Linked DNA regions of Homo sapiens: region 1 is linked to region 2. A link is a loop called in an ENCODE intact Hi-C map of the cell type or tissue named here. Cell type or tissue: CD14-positive monocyte. All regions are shown on one strand.

Region 1 (4,000 bases), 110 kb after region 2:
TGAGGCAGAAAGAGTCCGTTAGGGAAAAATGAAGGAAACCTAAGGTATGGGCTTTAGTTAACTATTAATTACTTAACGCTCACTATTTCTCTGTTGATACTGGTTCCTTCCATGTGACGAACGTACCACACTCATGTCAGAGCAACAGCATGCGGGGACGGGGGAGCTGCATGGAGCTCTTGGCACCATCTTTGCCATTTTTCTACGAATCTAAAGCCTGTCTAAAATAGGGCTGATTCCAAGAGCTCCCCCAGGGTCAGGAGGCACTGCTGCCTGAGCCACATCTGAGGAGGGACGGGGACTCCCAGCGACAGGAGGCTCTCAGGGCTGAGAGCAGATGTGCCTTCCCGGCCCAGAGCCCCGCAGGGAGGCAGGGGCACATCCTCCTCGGCCTGGGGGCTGGGTGTTGATACAGCCCTCTCCCTTCTGGGAGCGCCAAGCACATTTTTCAGATGAGAAAACTGAAAACAGGGAAAGGATACTTGACCAGGGTCACATTTTTGTCCAAGAACCAGGAATGTTCGGTCATCACATCGCCACTCCGGGCGGCCGCTCCTATTCTGGACCCAGTGCTCTGGTGCCTCCGCCGCGGGATGCCAGCCTGGAGCTGCCTGGGCCTGCAGCGCGTGACCTGCCACCCTCGAGCCTGGGCAGCTGGGCCATGAAAGGATGGACCCCAGGTTTGACACTGCACACAGCCCCTGCTTTCTGCCCAGATGGAAAGTTAGTAGGAGAAAGAAAATTATTTTTTAAACAGCAAAATTAGGCCAGGCGCGGTGGCTCACGCCTGTAATCCCAGCACTTTGGGAGGCCGAGGCGGCTGGATCACGAGGTCAGGAGATCTAGACCATCCTGGCTAACACGGTGAAACCCCGTCTCCGCTAAAAATACAAAAAATTAGCCAGGTATGGTGGCGGGCGCCTGTAGTCCCACCTACTTGGGAGGCTGAGGCAGGAGAATGGTGTGAACCCAGGAGGCGGAGCTTGCAGTGAGCCAAGATCGTGCCACTGCACTCCAGCCTGGGGGACAGAGCAAGGCTCCGTCTCCAAAAAAAAAAAAAAAAAGCACAGAGATGACACAAATGAATGAGGAAGGCCCAGAAGCTGAGACAGAACAGAGTGGTCCGGCCTCTTTCCAGCCCTGAAAGCTGGGCTGTGGCTACACAGCCCCCGCCTGAGCCCAGAGCCTCAGCACCCACACCTGGGTGGTGCCTTCCAGCCACAGGGGAAGGGCAGAGGCTGCTCTCCTTTCACGTGCATGTGACCCAGGCACAAAGAGCCTGAAAGCCAAGCTCCTGGGAGACGGGCGCCACAGGCAGCAGCTTATCAGCAGGCTGCATCCCCTGCGAGGTGACAGGGAGGGTCATGCAGCCGCTGCCCTCCTGGTTGAGCCGTCCTGGGGTGCACACACCACAGCAGGCTGGCACATGGAACACTGTCCACATTGTCAGGGCACATGGAACCTGCCACTGGCAAATGGCTCAATGGGTGGTGGGGTTGCGTCACCGGGTGGTGGTATCTTCATTGGGTGGCGGGGTTGCGTCACTGGGGGTTGTGTCACTGGGGGTTGCGTCACCGGGTGGCAGGGTTGTGTCACTGGGGGTTGCGTCACTGGGTGGCGGGGTTGTGTCACTGGGTGATGGGGTTCTGGAGGGAGCACCTCAGTGCGTCAGGAGGAGGGCTCATGCTCGGGACCAGGCCTTGCCCAGGGCAGGGGGGTGGAGGGGCCCCACTGGGGTCCAGGCCCAGGCCCAGGCCCGCTGGCTTGGCCACTCATGCACTAAGGGCCCAGAACCCACCACCCCAGCTCTCAGCAGGGGGCGGGGGAGGGGCGCTGTGATGCCAGCAGCCAAGGGTGGGGCAGGGGCCTGCCTCTTTCCTGAAGAACAAACCACATCCAGACCCGTGGTGAGGCTGGGAGGCATGTGCTTCCCACACAGGTAGGTACAGCTCGGGAGAGCAACCGCACTCACATCAGGCCCCGTCCCTCCTGGGGAGGACGCACGAGGCAGCTCCCGCCCCATGAGGACAAGCTCTGGGATGTGTGTCCCAGGGCCCTGCATGAGTGGGTCCCACACGCTCACCACACCCGACAGCAGGCCTGAGCCGTCCTCACGGGCCACCCTCTGTGCGACAGAGTGAGGGGCAGGACAGGGTGTGCAGTGTTAGGTGGGCATCAGGGAAAGGTCCACTCAGGAGGGGAGACTGCAGCCCCTGTCAGAGGCACGAGAAGAGCATGGTGGATGCTCAGGGGCCTCAGCTGAGCACAGCAGGGTCTCTGTGGGGTGGAGGCTGTGGCAGAACAGTGAGTTGGGGGGACCCCCAGTGGGACCCGGCAGGAGCTGTGGTCAATGTCGGGGGAGGGGCACATGAGGGAGCTCGGCATCAGCAGAGCCACCAGGCTCCTCACAAGGGTGGGCCTGGGTGCCCCCGAAACGTCCCCCACAGCCCCCACGGGCCTCACGAGCTCACGCCCTGAGAACAGGGTACCTGTGCGGAGCACCGGCTGGAGCCCCAGCTCTCGGCCTCTGCAGGCTCAGGAAGCACCGTGGCCCGTGGCTCCCACTCATATCCCTCCACCTCTGGACCCGGGTCAGCCCCACAGCTCGGAAAGGGCCACCCCTCCCGGACACTCACCTGCGGGCTTGGCGCCGGCTGCCAGCCTCGAGCCCCAGCAGCTCGGGCAGGGCATCCCTGAGAGGGTGCAGGTCCCCCACCACCACCGTGGCCCTCCGCCTCCGCTCCTCCCTGTGCTTCTGCTCAGCCAGTTTTATGGCTTCGATTTCTAAGGAAGGAGAAACGACGTTAGAGGCAAACAAGAGGCAGAGGAGGAGCCCAGGCCCAGAGCCTCTGGCCCACGAGAGACCTGGCAGGGTGCCCGGCCCTGCTGCCTCTCTCCTTCCCGCTGTCACCCCCATTCCGCCCCTGGGAACCTGCAGGGCGGGCAGGCTTGAGTTATTTTCTTCCCCTTAATGACAGAGCTGCGCTTTTTAATCGCAGGGCTGACAATGAGGTGGAACTGCAGCCACTGAGGATTTCTCCTGCAAAGGGACGCTGGCAACTGTGGCCGGAGCACGCGTAGGGGAGTGCACACAGCCACCGAGCAGAGGGGACAGAGGGGAATGAGGAAAAGGGGCCCTCAACTTAAGATGGCAAGTCACAGCCTGGGAGGCTCAGCTTTGTTCCCAGGAGGGAGAGGGCTCCCCAGAGGGAAGGGGAGAAGCCCCAGGACAGACCTGAGGGCTTGGGGCCATGGGGGGTGGCAGGTAGGGCTGAGGCCTCCACGCTAGAGAAGGGATTTGGGCAGGGTCTGGACAGAAGGGGTATGGCCTTGGGATTTGATTTAATTTAAAAATGTATTTATCTCAAAACTGCTAAGAGAACACATGCTCGGACATGCTGCTCACTGCACGTGGCTCCTGGAGGCTGTGGAGCGCGGACGGCCTGCTCTCTTCAGGGCAACCCACCGGGACAGGCCTGCAGCTCAAACACTGCCAGCTCGTGACACAGGCCCGGGCATGGCAGACCTGTGCCCCCTGGGGGGAATGCCCAGGTTTCCAGAGGTGACAACAGCCAGCTCCTCTCCAATCCCGCTGTCTGGGACAGCGGCGCCCCTCTCAGCCCCCAGGGCAGGTGGCTCGCAGAACAAGGTGTGAAGGGCCCACCCTGACCAACCCGAAATCAGGGGATGCCACCCTGCCCTGGGTCCCTGTAGCAGGGTGTGTTTACCTGGCTCCAAATCACTGACAAGAACCTGGGACAAAGACCACCCTTCCTCTGGGTCCTCAGCCCCCAGTGCAGGTTGAGAGCTTGGAAGGTGTACACCAGCTCTCCACAGCCTTGGGAATCACGGGGGTTTATAAGGTAAGAATCCAGCGCTTACTCCACCCTGCCTGGACTGTGGTAGACACGTTACTCGGCACCTCATTAAAAGAGAGCCAGGGCACCCTGGAAGCTGGGGTAGGGAGGGGCGGGCCAGGCCAGATGGCTCCTTCACAGGC
Region 2 (4,000 bases):
CTTGACTGACGGTGGAGTTCCGATCCTATGAACCCATCGCAAGTTGAAGACATCCTAACCTGAAAAAGCATTCAATACACCTACCCTACCAAACATCAAAGCTTAGCCTAGCCTACCTAAAAGGTGCTCAGAACACTCACATTAGCCTACAATTGAACAAAATCATCTAATACAAAGCCTATTTTATAACAAAGTACTTAATATCGCATGCAATTTATTGAATGCTATGCCAAAAGTGAAAAACAGAATGACTGTATGGGTACCACAGTCAAGTCAAAAATTGTTACTGGAACCATCATAAGCCGGGTCCGTGTGTAGTTGTGAGGCACGGTGTCTGCCTCTGTGATCTGTTTAGTTTCTCCACCAGAATGTCAGTTCAAAGAAGCACAGACCTCCTCCCTGTCCTTCTCCACCGCATCCTCCCACGATGACTCACACAGAGCAGGCACTCAGGAAAGCCTGCCCTGAGAGAAAAGAGCAAAGGGAAAATGTTTCCACAGCAGTGGGAACTACTCTCCACTGCACAGATGATGGAGAGAATGCAAGGAAGCTGGGGAAGGCTTCTTCACATTTCATCGCATTGGCTGAACTACTGAGAAGATGGGTGTTCTGAAACTCCAAACCTGAAAAAATCAAATAATCACAAAAACAAATCAAAACTCATGCAATTAAGATATTTTACCAAGTTAACAGGCAACTGTGTTTCACTGAATGCTGCTGACCCAGTGGAACATAAACATATACATGCAACAGGCCCAAAGCAACAATACCTGCTTTCCTCTGGGGGTAGGGTTGGTGAGGGAGTCGTCTTAAATGCAAAACTGAAATTCCCAGCTAGGCAAATCAAGCACAAATCAGGCACCGAGTCTTCTAGTCCTCTGAGTACTGAATTTGGTGAATAAAGGTGCCAACCTCCAGGTAACAATACTTTTAGAGAAAAGTGAATTTTTTAAATAAATAAAAAATTCCATTTCCACATGTATCTTTCCGTAAGTACGCCCCATGGCATGTTCAGCACAAGCTGGTAAGAAGCTGGATCCTGAGTCCTAGGGTGAGATTCCGAACTTTTTAGGACTGAGGACAAAACCATGATTTATTTCCTATCCTCCTTTCAAAAGGGCAGCATGTCTTGAGGAATATTTCTGAGTCCAGGCTCCCACGTGCAGAAGTCCTGCCTCCCTCCTGAAGTCCCGCCTCCCTTCTAGAGCTGAGCATCCCTGCTCTTCCTGCCTCCCTCTCACCTTCTCAAGGACTTGGCTCCAACATTATCCTCTTTCCTGGCATATTATAAATGTTTCCCTCTACTGGATCATTCCTATTAGCTCATAACATGCTATCATCGCTCTCATTTAAAAATACAACTAAAAACTTCCTGTACCCATGTCCCCTCCAGCCACCATCCCATGACTCTTCCCTTTTAACAGAACTCCTCTAGAGAGTCGTCTACACTGATGTTCCCACCTCTACTCTATTTGTTTCCTCTCCCCACCACTCCAAACCTATCAAGGTCACTCACAACCACCTCTTATCAAAGCCAATAGGAAACTCTCCAGCCCACGAAGAATAAGAAGAAAAGAACCCCTCGGTGTCTTGGTTTCCAGGCCACTAGACTCTCACTAGTTTCTTCCTTCTTCAAACAGAGTCCTTTTCAATGGCGTTGCTAGACCCTCCCTCCCAATGTGGACCGCTTGCCAAAAGCTCCCAGGCCATTCCTCATCTCCTGCTCCTCTGTATCCATACTGTATGCCTCATAGATCAGCAATATGCAAATGACTCCCAAATTTACATATTTGGCCCCAACCTCTTCTTGAACCTGACCTTGAATTTCCATCCATATTCACCTTTCTCTACTCAGATAACTAATCATAAAAATAATAAGCAAAGTAAGCCCCATTAAATACTGTTAGTCAGGTACTATTTTAGGTACTTTACATTAGCAACTCAACAACCCTGACAAGTTGCTTTTATTCTTCCTAATTTATAGATGAGAAAACTGAAGCACAGAGATTAGACTGCTTGCTCAAGATCATCTAGGAAGTAGCTGCACAATGACCCAACCCTCGTCCTCCAGATCTGGCCCTTGAGTGGAGCTGCTGAGCTGGGCTGCCTTCCAGTCACAAGCTCCACATGTTCAAATCCCAACACTGGCTCTTCCCAGACTTCCCTATCTCATACCTGGCACCAACGCCAAGTCAAAAGCTGAGTTGGAAGAATCAGATTCTAGATGTGAAGAAATTTCAGAATTACTTTATTTTACTTGTATTTTCCTTTTTTATGAAAGTGCATGAATTATATGATTTTAAAAGTCAATGCTTAGTCTAAGCTCTTTCAATGAGTATAAATGAATGCTGGGTAACAAGAAAGCATTGTGTCACAATCTAGTTGGCTACATTTTCCCTTTGTTAGCAGCATAAGAAATGATGATGCAACTTAAAAATGATGGCATCTTACAAATGCTGAAATTCAGTAGGCTGAATCTGATCTCACCACTTCCGCCCTGGTCTGAGGTGCCGGTACAGTCACCCAGCTTTCACAAAAGTCTAACTGATCTCCTTGCTGATATTCCTCCTCCAGTCTGCAGTAGTGGAGGTGCAAAAAGCAAGCTGCAGTAAGGAGGTAAGGGTACATCCTGCCATTGCCACTTCCTGTGTGACCTTGGGTAAATCACTTAACCACTCTGTGCCTAGGTATTCCCCCCTGTAACATGGGAATAATGATAATAATGCCTACTTTTTGGACTGTCATAAGAATAAATGAATTAATATATGTAAAGCTCTTAAAACAGCCTGGCATATTGTAAGCCCAACAGCCAGAGTGGTACTTTTTAAAGATAAATCAGATCATGTCATTCGCAAGGAAGGAAGAAAGGCTCCCTTAAGGCTTCCCATCAAACTTAAAATCTAAATTCCTTACCACAGCCTGTGTGCTCCAAGATGCAGCTCTCCTCCACTCCCATCTCACTTCCTACCACTCGCCCAGCCTCTCTGGCAGCAATGGCCTCCCTGAGGTGACCACCATACTACAAGGAGGCTCAGGGACTTTCACCCGAGAGTTCCCTGTGCCTGAGAGGCTGCTGCTGCCGTGACCTCAGCCCAGCTCACTCCATCCTCACCACCTATTTGACCTTCTCTCACCTACCCTGCCTCATTTGCCCTTTGAAGCAGTTAGGACACCAAATGCTTGTTTACTGCTCTCCTCCTTCCCAAGAAAATGAACCGCTTGAGGGCAGGAACTCTCCTCATCAGGCTCATCCTGAATCTCCAATACCTAGAACAGTACCTGGGCCAGGATGCATGGGTGAATGCCTGTTGGATGAACAAGCAAATGAAATGGAACCAGGTTCCAAAATCACCAAACTAGAAGCAAGTAGAGCTTCCATTTCACTGTACTTCCAATAAAAATACAAGGTATCTCAGAGTTACTTTCATCCCCCTTCCTGTTCCATCACAAAGACGTTAAACCTAAAACCAAAGTCACTTTTCTTTGTGTACGCCTAGGACATCTTATAGGCATACAGGTGGAAAAGTGCAGCAAGCAGTACTAATCAAACTACCAAAAAAAAAAAATTGTGATAATTTGATATTAATGGCCCTAGCCCAACAGCTGTCAAGCTATGGATGAAGCAAAACTCTGCAAATGGAAGGTGCGGTAAGCCCTGCCACGAAGACCTCTGTGGGCTACTGCGCTGTCCCTGTCCACACCCCAGATAAAAAGCTGTCAACTTGGAAAGAAAAGTCACTCAAGGAATAAGGAAGGAATCTTAATGATTTCACTGGACAATTTTTAATTTTCCCATTTGCTTTTCCTACCTCACATATTATGAACATACAAAATAATATGGGTTTTTTTTTAACACCATTTCCATCACACCAAATTACAGATTTAGAAATTCCTATTTTAGAAAGTTGACACAGAAAACCACTGAGTTTTCTTTTTCTTTTCTTTTTTTTTTTTTAGACGGCGTCTCGCTCTGTTGCCCAGGCTGGAGTGCAATGGCACG

What was found. A loop is a pair of places that touch in the nucleus more often than their neighbours do. Peaks named below come from ENCODE experiments on the same cell type or tissue, not always from the same donor. Only the 100,000 strongest peaks of a DNase experiment are listed, where the experiment ranks them.
Region 1: a loop joins it to region 2, with 4 times the contacts of the local background. A loop is called at or near these places in 24 of 110 quality-filtered maps.

Annotation. Positions count from the first base shown.
Region 1 is chr21:44,965,818-44,969,817 of GRCh38, reverse strand. SLX9 (SLX9 ribosome biogenesis factor) reads right to left here. Exons shown (of 6, transcript NM_058190.4): 4 at 2,637-2,784. Among named protein-coding and RNA genes, the nearest start is that of LINC00163, 26 kb to the left of the region's middle. RefSeq lists an enhancer at 1,309-1,889. In CD14-positive monocyte, no CTCF peak of the experiment used is centred here; a DNase peak (open chromatin) is centred at 1,557; H3K4me3 peaks cover 844 bases; H3K27ac peaks cover 3,334 bases.
Region 2 is chr21:45,077,621-45,081,620 of GRCh38, reverse strand. The region is part of intron 1 of ADARB1 (adenosine deaminase RNA specific B1); the gene reads right to left. Among named protein-coding and RNA genes, the nearest start is that of ADARB1, 5.0 kb to the right of the region's middle. In CD14-positive monocyte, no CTCF peak of the experiment used is centred here; a DNase peak (open chromatin) is centred at 2,480; H3K27ac peaks cover 429 bases.